Regions from separate parts of the Homo sapiens genome. Here region 2 is linked to region 1. The links are chromatin contacts, found by Hi-C or POLR2A ChIA-PET in ENCODE. All regions are on one chromosome and are shown on one strand. The core of a region is the stretch at or near the end of the contact, and the rest is flanking DNA. Distances in the headings are between cores, read along the strand shown.

Region 1 (7,460 bases), core at 2,048-4,547:
CCACCTCAGCCTCCCGAGTAGCTGGGACTACAGGCACACACCTGGCTAATTTTTGTGTATTTTTTGCAGAGAGAGGGTCTCACTATTTTGCCCAGGCTGGTCTCAAACTCCTGGCCTCAAGCGATTCTCCCGCCTCGGCCTCCCAAAGTGAGGGGATTGCAGGTGTGAGCCACTGCTCCTGGCTTAAGTGATTTTATTTGGTATTGCCCCCTTTCAAGTAGGAGCCTTGTGATCCAGAGCCCCTCTTCTCACCTGGCTTAATACATCTTTTTCCCCAGACTAAACTGACTAGACCTTTTAACATTTATTAAGCACCCTCTCACTCTAGCTAAGATTTAGTTCTAGAACACTAGAATAGGGAAACTTTTCCTCTCCCCCTCCCATAATTTAGCACATAAACAATGAAATGGGAAGAAATGTTGAGCACATCACACAGTAGACCACGTGGGGCTTGAAAGAGGGGCAGGAGGGGCTGCCAGAGCACTGCACGAGGAGCCTGAACACCTGGGTCTCTACTAGCTGTCAATCACAGATCACTACCTCTCTGAACTTTAGAGTCTTTGACTACAAAATACAAATAACAGCATCTGACCCTGTACCTCATGGAGTTATTAGGAGGATCAAATTAGAGAAAGCATGGGAATTAAGGTGTCATAGGTCATGAATTACAATATTTATTAAATTCAAATGCATAAGCCATAATCCCACTCGCCTTCCACTGTGTCCCAAAGTGTGGTTCGTGGACTTCCCTCATCAGAATCACCTAAGGTTGCTTAATGAAATACTGAATTCTGGGTCCTACCTCAGCCCAAGTCTCTCCCTCCCCACCTCCCAACCAGCCAAGTGATTATTAAGCATAATAAAGTTTGGAGCTGCTGGTCCAGGAACTAAGTTTGATGGGATAAAAAAAAGAAGATAAAGGATAATTATTTAAGTGCCCATAGATTCTTGGCATTCACATAGGTGCCAACCTATAATATAAATGACTGGCCTTATCCATCATGTTTGAATATTCCCAATGGGTGGCACATTGTGTTCCATTAAAAATAGCTGGGTAAGGCCACTTGACAGAATTTTAAATAGGCAATATAAATTGTTACACACGTCCCTTCTGAAGGGACATTTTTAATGTAGAGTCTTTTGTCTAAAGATAAATTTCTAATGTTCTTTCCACCTGTCTCCTATGCCCCCAGAACACCCAGTCTTGGCTTTTCTTGGTACTTTACTAAATGCCACGAAGCTGAGGACTCACTGCTTTTCAATGCCAGCATTTCTGACCCAGGCTCCTCTCCCACAGCCAACCCATCACTAGGGCCAAATCAGCAATTGTACCTGCCGTAACAATCTGGGTGAGCGCCCAGGGGACAGCCTGTTCTGGTTGAAGCAGGACCTGAAGTTCTTACGGCACATTGACTCAGCAGGACTCAGATGCTTCCACAAGCCAGATGGGCAGTGGGGGTTTCCATATCCTCAGCCTGCAATCTCTTTAGCCCAGATAATAGGCCCACCAGCTGGTCATCCACTCCCGAAGTTTTCAGCTGGGCATTTCTCCATCCATTTAAAAGTACAGTAAGCTTTATAGATACATAGATGCTCCAGAACCATTTGGAATAAATTGAGCATGTGGCAGAGGAAGAGGGCAGGGGATTTCCAAGAACGACCAGCAGCACTTGGAGATTTGTTTCTTAAAAAACACGACTCCTTTTCTTCTCTGATCCTGTGGTCTATTGTGAAATGACCAGAGATTTCTCCCAAGGATCTTGAGAGAGAGAGAGAGAGAGACAGAGAGAGAGAGAGAGAGAGAGAACCAAGTGCTATCGGCAAAGAGGCCATACTTGGATGCCATGATCATCAGACATTTCTCTGGCCCCTAGAATGAGTTGGAACAGAGATGCGGCGTGCAAAAGCCTGAGCCTGGAGCCCGGGGTGATTTTAGAAAAGCAACACTCCCTCACCTGGGAGACACAGAAACCTTGAGAAAAGTGTGGAGCATGTGCTTGTGCTGAGGTGATCTATATATCTGGGGCCCAAGGTACCTGCATGGACAGCTAGTTAACATTCTTATTTTTGCCATTATTACTTTTGTTTTCCTAACTCCCCCGGACTCACTCTGCCCACCCCCACCAATGTTGTCTCCCCATCTGAAATGCCCTCCCTCAAAGCTCCCCTCCTCCACGCTGTCTTTCCTGACCAGAGTTCTCACTGACCTCCCGCTGCTCAGGGCGCTCCTAACAGTCATCTACCCACGTTATTCTGTGCGTATGAATCTGACATTCCCAATATGATTGTGCGTCAGGCGCCAAGCCTGGGCACCCTTCGTTATTCCACCTCACTACCCAGCCAAAGCGGGTGTCTGCTAAATGCCTGCTGACTCGTTGGCAGTGGGCTGGGACATAGAAATAATCTTTAAAAACTGAATTGGGTAATACAATAGACTTTGTGAAAAACAGATATACCTGAATGATGAGAAACAAGTTTGGCAAAACAAGACAGTAGAATTATTCCATCATTCTGCATCTAAAAAAAGTTAGAGGGAGAGAGAAAAATGAAAAGTTCCCAGTGACATCAGCTTTGGCAGTCCCTAATGGAAAGTGGCCTTGCCAGAGCCCTGCTCCCTCGCTCAATTGGGAACGCTTTTCATTAATGCTATTAACCTGGCCCCACAGTCAGAGGCACAGCCTGCTGGGCCAAATGTGCTCGGTTCCAATTGCTGAATCATCTCCATCTCTTTTGCCCTTCCTAATACCTTCAAGAACTAGGAGAAGCAAAGGAGGGCAGCAAAGAATTAGAAGAAGCACCAAGCACTATCAACATTAGCAAATCAGTACTAGGAAGTAGCTTGGCCGCTTCCTTCCATTTCCTTCCAACCCTGGGAACTCTTTCCATTAAAAACATTTCTCCACCACATCCATGTTTTAGACTTCTCACTGTATCAGCCCAAAGGAAAACTCAGCTCTCCATCCCCAACCACATACCATGAGCGATTTCCTTCTAAGGGAGGAAAGTCACCCTTTGCAGTTTACAGCTTAATTGCTTGACATCAATCAAGAAACCCTAGTAACATCCTGGGAATTCTGGGACCTTCTGAAAGCAGCCTGGAAGATCAGAAGTCTTTCCAGCTGCCCCCTAGACTCAGCATGATTAAAAGGTGCGGAAGGACCCCCAGATGGGAGATGTGGAGAAAAACACCAAGAAGGAAGTGAAAGTCAGACATAACCAAGAAGGAGGCAAATTTAATCTTCTCTGAGCTGGAAAATTAAAGCCAAGAGAATTCTATTATTAGGAACCTCTGTTCCGAAGGCTGGGTGGGGGCGGGATGCAAAAAAGGCTGCACTGCCCTCTATTGGGACCTAACAGCACTCAGCTAAGGGCTCTTCATTCATGATCTCAGTTAGTCATTGCACAACTTTTGGGAGCTATTAGTAATGGAAAAAAGACCAGAGAAATCAAGTAACTTGCTCTAGCTCATGCAACTAGGAAATGGCACAAGCAAGGATACTAAACCAGGGACAAATGGCTTTCCCAGTTTATTTTCTTGCCATTCATCTTTATAGCCAAGCTTTTCCTCCTTGGACCCAGAACATGGCATGTTGTAAGCGTTTGCCAGCAGTTCTCTCTGGCATGATGGGTCTCAAAGCTAGCTGCCTATTAGAACTACCTGGAGACATGCTCTAACCTGCCAAGTGTTCAAGCCCCACCTCCAGTGATTCTGATTTTAATTGATCTTATGTAGATCCTAGCTTAAGTAGGTTTTAAAAGTTCTCCAGGTGATTCTAACATATAGCCAGTGCTAAGAATTCCTGTTCTAGCTGCAGAAGATATAGAGGCAAAACACATGGCCCCTTCCAAACCTGGGACTTGTATTTAATAGAATTTAATACGTTTAGAGGGCTTCACTAAAGAAAAATCACTTTTGAAGGCTGTAGGCTTTCTAGTGGAATGTTAGTTCTGCTTTATGGTATGGTAGGCTGAATAATAGTCCCCCAAAGAGCTTCACGTCTCAATCCTTTGGAACCTATAAATAGATTACTTTACACAGAAAAAGAGACTTTGCAGATGTAATTACATTAAAGATCTTGAGTTGAGGAGATTATCCTAGATTATCTGGATGGCCCAGATATAATCACAAGGGTCCTTCGAAGAGAGGCAGGGGAGTCAGAGTTAGAGAAGATGTGATGATGGAAGTGGAGGTTGGAATGGTGTGAGGAAGGAATACAAAAAATGCAGTGGCCTCTAGAAGCTGAAAAAGGGAGAGGAAACATCCTCCTTTAGATCCTTCAGAAAGAACAGTCCTGCACAGGCTTGACTTTAGCCCATTGAGACTGATTTTGAACTTCTGACCTCCAGAATCATAAGAATAAATTTGCATTGTTATGAGCCACTAAATTTGTGTTATTTGTTACAGCAGCAAGGGGAACTAATACAGATGTGGTGCAGCTCGCTTCAGCCATCTGAGGCTTGGGTTCCTCACCTCTAAAATGGATACTCATACCTACTTCAATAGGACTAAATTCAATAATTATAAGGAATTCTTGTGGCTGGCACACAGTAAGTGTTCAATAAACGGCACCTACTATTACACTATTACACCTACTACTACTACAGCTACTATTACACTCATCCATAGAGGAACCTGGGATTCTCATCTCCTGAGAATCCCAGGTTCCTCATGCAGCTCTGAGTCAAAACAGGTGGGGCACAAAGTGGAAAAAATATAATAAGATGTGAGAAGAAAGAGGCTTTTAGTTGTGCCCAAATACATTTCTACAGGACAAGGGATCAAGGTGAATGGAAAATAAATTAGCAAGAGAGCAGTGGCAGCAGAATTTCTCAGCCAGCTGGCCTCTGGGGGATGTTTGCACACGCTGGTTCTGAACATGCTATCAGATTCCTGGCACTATTGGGTCCACTTCCCAGGAACTCAGCCCCTTATTGTAAGAATTCACAAAGAGAAAGAGAAAAGGAATTAGAATCATCATAATACCTAAAGGACCCAGAAATATACAAGTTCCCCTGTCCAAATACAGCTAGCCAGTCAATTTCTGAGCAGTTGGACAATTTCAGGTTCTTAAGCTCTCACAAGAATAAAACATTGTTTTCTATCTATGTAGTGTTGGTTGGATTGATAGTATTAATGGACATTCTACCATGTATGAGACTTATGACCTTAGGCAAATTACTCTGTTCTTCAGCTTCTTCACCTGTAAAACAGGGACAAGGGTAACACCTAGTTGTAGGGTTGTCATGAAGATTAAATGATTTATACATGCAAAGGGCATAGTAAAGTGCCTGGCACACAGTCAAGTGCTCGGTAAGTTAGCTATTAACATTCCCAGCAGGGTTATTTTTATTTTGGAAAAAGACATGAGGCTAGGTGAAGGAAGCCACCGACTTAGAATACTTTTCATGAAGAACAGTATTTTTGTTGTTGTTGTTGAGACAGGTTCTCACTCTGTCACCCAGGCAGGATGGGGTGCAGTCACGCAATCATAGCCCACTGCAGCCTCAAACTCCTGGGCTCAAGCAATCCTCCCACTTCAGCCTCCTGAGTAGCTGGGACTAAGACACAATCCACCACACCCAGGTAATTTTTTTATTCTTTGTACAGACAGGGTCTCACCATATTACCCAGGCTGGTCTTGAATTCATGGCCTCAACTGATCCTCCTGCCTTGGCCTCCCAAAGTTCTGAGATTACAGGTGTGATCCACCGTGCCTGGCAGAAAGACAGTAATTTTTAATGTCCTTTTATTGTTTTATGTAGTTTTGTTTTTAAAGGAGCTTCAAGAGAAAGAAGTCCAAAATAGGAGCCAGATACAGGCACGTATTCACTCAGCCAATATTTATTGACTGTCAATTATATACCAGGAACTTTTCTAGGAACTGGGGCCTAAAGATAAACAAAATCTGTTCCCTACACATAAGGAGTGTTCAGCATAATGGTGGAAAGAGAGATGGTAGATTCCTAGCACAAGACAGCAAGACACATGCTGCAATAAGAGTAGGTAGGGCATGGTGAAGAGATACATAGGAGAAAATCTGATCTGGGATAGGGGACATCAGGGAGGACTTCCTGGAGGAAGCAACATCTAAATTGGCTGAGTAGGTTTGCAGATGGATGATAAGGATGTGGAGAGTTTTAGAGGAAACCAGCTCTTCCGAAGTTTTGAGGGCAAGAGCAAGCAGTGTTTTCAGGAAACTGCAGTCAAGATGAACCCAAGGGGTGGGGCCAGGCCTGAAACGGGAGGTGAGAGATTCAGCAGGAGTTCTAAATGCCATTCAGATCACAGATCACAAAGATGGAGAACCATGATAACGAGTTTGTATTTTAGCTTGAGGACAATGAGGAGCTGTTGAAAGGCTTTAAGCAGGGCAATTTCACAATAAGATTTGAGCTTTAGAAAGATCACTCTCAGGAGAGTAGTTGAAAGACAAGATCAAAGTCAGAAAGACAAGCTGGAAAACTATTGCAATAATTCTGGTGAAAGATAAAAGAAGACAGAGTCAAGGTACTGGCAGTGGGGAATGATTAGGCATGGACAGATGTTAGAATGGCAGACCTGCAGACTCTGTGATCAGGTGAGAAAGGGAGGAAAAAAATCTCATTTCCAGGTTTCTAACTTGGATGAAAGGTGGTACCACTCACTAATTCAGGAAATCCAGGAAGCAGAAGTTTGAGAGGCAGGTAATGAGCTCAGCTTTTGACACCTTGATGTGGACACATTGAAGGCCTGTGGGGACCTTCAAGTGGACATGCGCAGTTAGCAGCTAGATATGAGCCTTGAGTTCAAGATGAAGACTTGAGATTTGAGTCATTGGCCCATAGTTCGTCTATTTGAAACCATGGGAATGGGTGAGACCACCCGGGGACAGTGAGGAGTTCAAGGTGGAGGCATGATGTCCTCTGGCAAGAATGCTGTCTAAGGAGACACAGAGATAAGACAGTAATTGGAGGGGAGCAGGAGGTAAAGGGAGATAGTGTTTTGCTGTTTTTGTGTTTTAACAAACACTTGAGATTGTTGAAATGTTGCTGATGAAGAGGAATGGGGTGGGTGGGGAAAGAAAGGATTAAAGTAGAGTCTATCTTCTTTGTTCACAGATTTTGTATTTGCAAATTTGCCTACTCACTAAAATGCATTTGTGACCCTAAAATCAATAATCACGGTGCTTTCATGGTCATTCCTGGATGGGCACCTGTTCAGAGTGTCAAAAAACTGGATCCTCCTGATACACTTGTCCCCAGCTGAGGTTAAACAAGGCAATGCTCTGCCTTCCTGTTTCAACTCTCATACTATAAATGTGTCCTTTTCGCAGAATATTTAGCGTCACATTTTTCACGTTTGTGCATTTCGTTGGTGATTTCGCTGTTTAAAATTGCCTGAAGCAAAATGCCGAAGTGCTGTCTAGTGTTCCTAAGCCCAAAAAGCTGTGCCTTATGGAGAAAATATGGGCATTCAATAA
Region 2 (7,456 bases), core at 3,249-5,748, 230 kb before region 1:
CTCATGAGGATACTGTCCCTGATAGAGGTCAGACAGCACAAACAGCTGTGATTGCCTCTCTATATGTGCAAAGATGTCCATTTGGAAAGGCTTGATCTGCTTGGTGGGGTGGTGCTTATGTGCCAATTACCTTTGCTCCGGCCTGTGTCCACAGACTGCTGGCCATCTCCCAGTTATGTGGCCCTATTTACAAGGGCTAAGTGACCCTGAAAGTGTGGAAGAATCAGAGCAAACTCTGTCCTTACTTCCAAATAATTGGCTCGAAGCATATGTTGCATTCATGTTGGCCAAGAATGAGAGAGAAGGATGACAGAGTATAGCAGAAACACAGACACTCCCTTCCCAACACCCAACCAACAGAACGAAAATGCAGTTAGAAACAAAATCAAACCCAGCCCCACAGGCTCTTGCAGCAAGCAAACAAACAAAAAACAATTACAGCTTTATTTCAACCACTTTGAAAAGTGGCAGGCAAGGAAGGGTGCACCCCACCGTAGCCCCTCAGAAGCAGTACTGGAAAAGGAAGGCGAGAGGACCAGTTCCTGAGGGTTCCTCCTAATACAGATCAATATGGGAAGCAGCTGGTTGAGGAGGTGAGTGGATAGACTTGGTAAAAGTTAAAAAAACAAAAAACAAAAAACAAAACCCTTGGCAGAGTTAGGAAGGCACCTGGGGAGGCCATCTCCTAGTCTCTGTGTTGAGTTACAGGAAAGAGACCATAGGAGTGAGTCTGCCCTGGTTTGGCAGAGTGGGCCCTGGTCTAAGACATTTAACTCCCCTCCAAAAGAGGACAGAGTATAGAGCCCCCAAGGACAGGCCTCATGACTCCTGCCTCTCCTCCATGGCAGAAGTGTTCATGGAAAGCAGCAGCCAACCTAAAGTTGTAGCTCAGAGGTAGAACGACACCTGGTTCCCTATAAAGTGAGGAGAGTGTCAAAAGATACATCAGCTTGCTCTGGGAGAGCAAAGAGCAGTTCTGGACAGAGATGTTCACGTTATAAGTATGAACAAGATGGCAGTGAGTGTCATGACTGTTCTGTGAAATGCTGCAGCAGAGGAATGCAAGAGAGGAGCACAGCTTGTTGGCTGAGCACAGTGGTTCACACCTGTAATCCCAAAACTTTGGGAGGCTGGGTCACGAGGATCAGTTGAGGCCAGGAGTTTGAGACCAGCCTGGGCAACACAGCAAGACCCTGTCTCTATTAAATATATATATATATATTTTTAATAAAGAAAAGAAAGGAACACAGCTTGCAAAAATAAACATACAACCAATCTGGTCTATAAGAAAACCCAGTCCTAGAAAACTCAACCTCACAAGTATTTTATGCTATAGAAAGACTCAGCATCAATTGAGTAGAAACAAAAACTCAAGATGTCATCATGATAAAACAACAATGGGATTCTTTTAATTTTTATTTTTAATTGTGGTAAAATGTACATAACATAGAATTTGCCATTGTAACCATTTTTAAATGTACAATTCAGTTGTGTTAAGTACCTTCACATTGTTTTATAACCAATCTCCAAAAGTCTTCATCTTTCAAAACTGGAACTCTGTACCCATTAAACAATAATTCCCCATTTCTCCCTCCCCCACCCCCTGGCAACCAGCATTCTGCTTTCTGTATCTGAATTCGACAACTCCAAGTACCTCATATGAATAGAATCAGAAAGTATTTGTCCTTTTGTGACTGGCTTATTTTACTTAGTGTAATGTCCTCAAGATTCATCCATGTTGGATCATGTGTCAGAATTTCCATCCTTTTTAAGGCTGAATAATATTCTATTGTATGTCTCTGACATTTTGCGTATCCATTCATCCAGTGGATACTCAGTTTGCTTCCACCTTTGGCTATTGTGAATAACGCTGCTATGAACATAGGTGTACGAATTTCTCTTTGAGTCCCTGCATTCAATTCTTTTGAGTATATACCCAGAAGTGGGATTGCTGGATCATATGCTAATTCTATTTTTAAATTTTTGAGGAACTGCCATACTGTTTTCCACAGCACCTGCACCATTTTCCATTCCCACCAATAGTGCACAAGGGTTCCAATTTCTCCACACCCTTGCCAACATTTGGGACTTACTGTTTTTTGTTTTGTTTTGTTTTGTTTTGATAGTAGCTCTCCTAATGAGTGTGAAGTGGAATGGATTTTTTAAAAGATAGAGCCAAGAAAAGAAATAAAGAACAAAAACACAATACAACGTTAAAACCAGAACACACACACACACACACACACACACACACACACACACACACACGATGGACATAGCTGAAAATCAAAGAGTGAGATAATCCCAAGGAGGGGATTAAAGCAATAAGGACAATATAACAGCCATGGAGGAGAGGCACAGCCATCCAGCATATGGAGCAAGAAAAGAATGCAACCATGTGACCCAGGAAGATTTTCCCAAAAGGAAGAAACAACTGAATCTTTGGTTAGAAGGTTATGCCAGCCAGGCACAGTGGCTCACGCCTGTAGTCCCAGCACTCTGGGAGGCTGAGGCAGGCGGATCACAAGGTCAGGAGATCGAGACCATCCTGGCTAACACAGTGAAACCCCATCTCTACTAAAAATACAAAAAAAAATTAGCCAGGCATGGTAGTAGGCACCTGTAGTCCCAGCTGCTCCGGAGACTGAGGCAGAAGAATGGCATGAACCCAGGAGGCAGAGCTTGCAGTGAGCTGAGATCACGCCACTGCACTCCAGCCTGGATGACAGAGCGAGACTCCGTCTCAGAAAAAAAGAAGGTTATGCCACATATCTGAAAGTGCAGATGTAGAATGGATAACATATACCCTGGTCTAAAGTTTCAGTATTTAGACCTCAGACAGGAAAAGCAAGTTACACAAAATACTGGATGACTAAGTTGGTATCAGAATTCTCCACATCAGCAACCCCTACCATAAAGTACGAACAAGGTCTACAAACTTTTAAGGGAAATAACATTATTTAAATAATATAATTTAAAATTATGAATATAATTTTATATTATACTGTTAAGAATATAAAAAGATAAAAATAATATAAAATTGTTCTCTAAATATTAAGTTATTATTCCAGTGAAGGCAATAAGCAGGATGCCTTGACCTGAAAGAAGTCAAGAGACTATGGCAGTCATGAGCATTGCTTGAAAAAAAAAAAAAAAAAAAAAAACCTCCCTGTGATGAAATTGACCCAAATGACTCAAATCAGAAGAACAGACCCAGGAGTAGAAAAGCCACAGATGAAGAACAGTAACAACAGCAACAACAACAAAACACTGGTGAGCATTCAACCATTACAATGCCACCTTAGGACTAAACAATGGGGCAAGGGGGCATGGATGATTGTTAAAGAAATGTATAACTATTAGGCATCTGGCAAAATAAAAATTATGTAAGTGAAAAAAAATCAAGTGTGAGGAAGTGGAGAGGAAATGTAAAGTAATTATAGAGTATTTCTATAAAAACATGCAGTTAACCCTTGAGTTTTCGTAACTTTTTTCTGTGCATTAAATTGTGTGTGTGTATGTTTTCAAGTATGTTAACTTGTAACCGCTGGTCAGAATGTCATTTTGTTTCACTTCTGCTTTTTCTTCTGTTACATCCAAACAAAATTACATAGCTCTTACTGGAAAGAAAAGGTCATATGTTATCATTTTAAATGAACCCATTACCCTCTATCTAGCCTTCTACCAGTGTATGTGCATACAGAGATATCCAGAATGATGGTCACCAACTGTAAACACAATAGCGGGATATTGGATGATTTCTTTTCTTCTTTGCGCTGTTTTCTGTTGCTTTATTTTTTTTTTAATGAGCCTATGTTTTTATACAAGCCGTAAAATCATTGCTGTTAATCTCAACTATTGATCAGTAGTGTCATCAGTATTCTAATTGCGTCATAGTCATTGTTTTTTAAATTGTAGTGTTGACAAACACCAGAAAGAGCCCTTGACAATATTTTTGCAACTCATCTCTAAGGTGCTGGCCGCTGCCCAGAGGCCAAAGACATGGGCTGTGGAAAACATCAGCTCTTGTAATAAGGTGCCTTTGCCTTCTTATTGAATCATAAATCAAAACACAATAGTGGACTGATGAGCATGAAGTAGACTGACCTGAATCCCTGTGATGCTGATGGATGGGAGTATAGTGTACTGTGCTGTCAAACAAATGTCTGAACCTAGCAAATGACTTTGGATGTTTGGAGTCCGTCTCAATCTCTGCACTTGGCTGCTGTGAGTGCCTTTCACTTCCTCCATTGCGATTCTCCTGCCTCTGGGCCTTTGCACATGCAATTCTCTCTTCTCGAGATGCGCCACGCCCTGTTCCTCCTTCATCACCCAGCTCCTCCTCCTAGTGTTCAGGGCTTAGCTTTAGCCTCCTTCCCCTGGAAGGCCTTCCCTAATGAAGTTAGGAGCTCCTCTGTATAACCAAAGGCACTGCTCACTGGTTTTGCTGGGCACATTTATAACCATTCACTCAATGTCATGCTTCTTAGCAGACTGGCCTCAGGCAAATAAGAATCTAGTTCAGGAAGTGTAAGGTCAGATTTCCTCGTTGCCCCGTCTCATACTTCCTGTTCCTCTTCTGGGCTCTGCCAGAACGGTAACTCCACTCTTGTGGCCTCTGCTATGAACAAACCCCGCTCTCTTCCCTTCCTGCTACCCTATGGCCTCTTAGGTTTATTTTGTTCTCAGCAGCCCTCTTGGCTCTGGCTTCTGTTAGCAGCTACACGTTTTCTCGGTAATATTTCAAGTTCAACCTCATCGGCGAGGGTAGCTGTTTGGTTTAGCCTTTGTCCTCTAGCACGTGCCTTTCCTGCAGGGAGGGGCATTCCCAGCCTTGGAACAGGCCCCATCACTAAGGCCACAGACAGTGCCAGAGGGAGCTGGGGTCTGTGCAGCCATTCTTGAATTCCCCCAGAATGCCTTGCCTGGCCTTGAGTAAAAGGGATAGAAGTGAAAAAAGCCTGTTACAAAGCAGCATGTACGAGGTAACCCTTCATGTGTGTTTTATATATCAAAGAAAATAGACTAGTTATTATCAATGAGTTTTTCTGGTGGGATTTCTAGTTATTTTTATTTTGTTGCTTTCAAAGTTTCTGTAACAGGCAGGGTGCTGTGGCTCACGCCTGTAATCCTAGCACTTTGGGAGGCCAAGGCAGGTGGATCACCTGAGGTCAGGAGTTCAAGACCAGCCTGGCCAACATGGTGAAACCCTGTCTCTGCTAAAAATACAAAAATTAGCTGGGCATGGTGGCAGTTGCCTGTAATCCCAGCTACTTGGGAGGCTGAAACAGGAGAATCACTTCAACCCAGGAGGTGGAGTTTGTAGTGAGCCAACATCATGCCATTGCTCTCCAGCCTGGGTGACAGAGTGAAACACCGTCTCAAAAAAAAAAAAAAAAAAAGTTTCTGTAAAAACATTTTCACAGATACTTAACAGCATTGAAGCCCTGAATCATGGCGTTGTACAGAGCAGCCCCCAGGAAGAAGACAAGAGCCAATTGGCTCTGCCATTTGGAAGCATTGCCTTCTTCTCCCCACGATTCTCATTTCTGCCCCCAAATGATGTGTTTGTTGCCTTGCTCATTTCACCGGGGTGTCTTTTTCCTCCTCAGGTGACAGATTGACTGGGATCCCCTCGCACATCCTCAACAGCTCCCCATCAGACCGGCAGATTAACCAGCTGGCCCAGAGGCTGGGCCCTGAGTGGGAGCCCATGGTGCTGTCTCTGGGACTGTCCCAGACGGATATCTACCGCTGTAAGGCCAACCACCCCCACAACGTGCAGTCGCAGGTGGTGGAGGCCTTCATCCGTTGGCGGCAGCGCTTCGGGAAGCAGGCCACCTTCCAGAGCCTGCACAACGGGCTGCGGGCTGTGGAGGTGGACCCCTCGCTGCTCCTGCACATGTTGGAGTGATGGTGCCTCCAGCAACCGCTGGGGAGTGTGTCCCTGAGTCATGTGGGCTGAATCCTGACTTTCACTCAGAGCAGGTGGTTTTTTGTGTAGGTTTGTTTTTTATTTTTGATGATCTTCAGATGGAAGGAGAAAACAGGGTTTCCACTAGACATTACTTGAAAGGCCAGATTACTCAGCAGATCTCCCATGTTGGCTCAACAATTCTTTGTTTTTAATTGCTTGAAGATTGCATTGTTGTAATTGTTCAGTTTTTAAATGTGTAATGGCATTTTAATAGACTAGTAAATCACAGTGGTTCAAAATATATATCCATATATATATATATCCATATATATATCTCATGTCATCACATTACAGGCAGGTGTCTCATATGTAAAACATTTACCTGAATGTTGTCTGAGGACTGAACTGTGGACTTTACTATTCATAATGATAAAATAATAAAATGCGAATTACTATATATAATGTGCCTCACTCATGAGAAAGTACCGTGTTGGGTTTTTTTTTTTCTTTCTCATTCCTGTGTTGCATAGATTAAGGGTGTAAAATTACAATAGTCTTTTTTTTCTTTTTGGAACAGAATTAATAGTAACAGTGAAATGGTTACTTTCCCAAGTCAGGATAAATAGCTCAGGCAGGATGTCTGTATTAAATATTGTAAGACACTAAAGCTCCCTGCAAAGACCAGTTCAAGGACCAGCATGCATACCCGAGCCCTTCATCTTTAAAAGATCGCTCGAGAAAATCCTGTGCTGTTTATTGAAAGCATTAAGTCAGGGGACGAGAGGGGGTGTGGTCTTTCCATTGAAGCCAGAATGACTGAAGTGTTGTGCTCCTAAGGAGTATGATTTAGTCTTCTGTCCTTTTATCAATAGCACATGGTGTTTATAGAATGCTTTACTGTTTTCACGGCTTTTCCTGTATGTGATCTCATTTGGACCTCTCAGCAATGCTGTGGGGCAGTGGGCAAGGTGGTTCACCTCCTTCTGTACAGAGATTGAGTGATTGGCCCAGGGTGAATGAGGTTGGGTGCCGGCTCCTGAGCCTTTCCAACTGCTCCACAGGGCTCCTCCCCTTCTCTCTTGCATGCTCATTGAAGAAGCTTGAATCCTGCTCCCCGCCTACTAGGTGTATGGCCTTGGACAAGTTACTTACCCTCTCTACACCTCAGTTTCCTCATTGGCAGAATGGGGAAATGATTGTACTCACCTCTGAGGTCTTTGTGATGATTAAAGCAATAATGTCCGCCAACAGCACATCCAGATGCAGCTCATTGTCAGCTTTCAGGAAATGGTAGCTGTTAATTTGCCGCCACTGTGGCTGAAGGTATGGTTAGACCACAGGCAAAGCTGAATAGTGGCTGAAAGCTGAGGGCACTGTGGGAGGAGCTACTATTGCCACATTTCTTACTAAGCTTTAAAATGGGATTTGATTTTATAAACTTTACAATGGGGCCAGTCTGTGATCTATCCTTCTTAATAATTACGGAATCTGTTTCCTAATTCTAACATAACTCAGGATTTTTCAAAAGGGAGAAAAAAA

The links. Hi-C counts contacts between places; a loop is a spot of excess contacts on that map. ChIA-PET counts read pairs that join two places held with the same protein, here RNA polymerase II (POLR2A). Pooled maps may share reads with other maps.
Region 2: a loop to region 1 is called in a pooled map, with 2.0 times the contacts of the local background. The contact joins two enhancer-like sites. A Hi-C loop is called at or near these places in 1 of 168 maps with a recorded cell type or tissue (MCF 10A) and 2 of 50 pooled maps. POLR2A ChIA-PET finds 5 or more read pairs at or near these places in 1 of 52 experiments (Caco-2).

What each region holds. Positions count from the first base shown.
Region 1 is chr12:94,072,139-94,079,598 of GRCh38, forward strand. No RefSeq gene overlaps it. Among named protein-coding and RNA genes, the nearest start is that of PLXNC1, 73 kb to the right of the region's middle. Within about 2 kb of position 3,298, at least 14 of the 41 ENCODE cell types and tissues checked have a DNase peak (open chromatin) inside an H3K27ac peak, as active enhancers do.
Region 2 is chr12:93,844,358-93,851,813 of GRCh38, forward strand. It overlaps CRADD (CARD and death domain containing adaptor protein), which reads left to right. Exons shown (of 3, transcript NM_003805.5): 3 at 5,613-6,399. The coding sequence ends at 5,914. Among named protein-coding and RNA genes, the nearest start is that of CRADD-AS1, 110 kb to the left of the region's middle. RefSeq lists a silencer at 3,637-3,686 and an enhancer at 4,603-4,702. Within about 2 kb of position 4,499, at least 11 of the 41 ENCODE cell types and tissues checked have a DNase peak (open chromatin) inside an H3K27ac peak, as active enhancers do.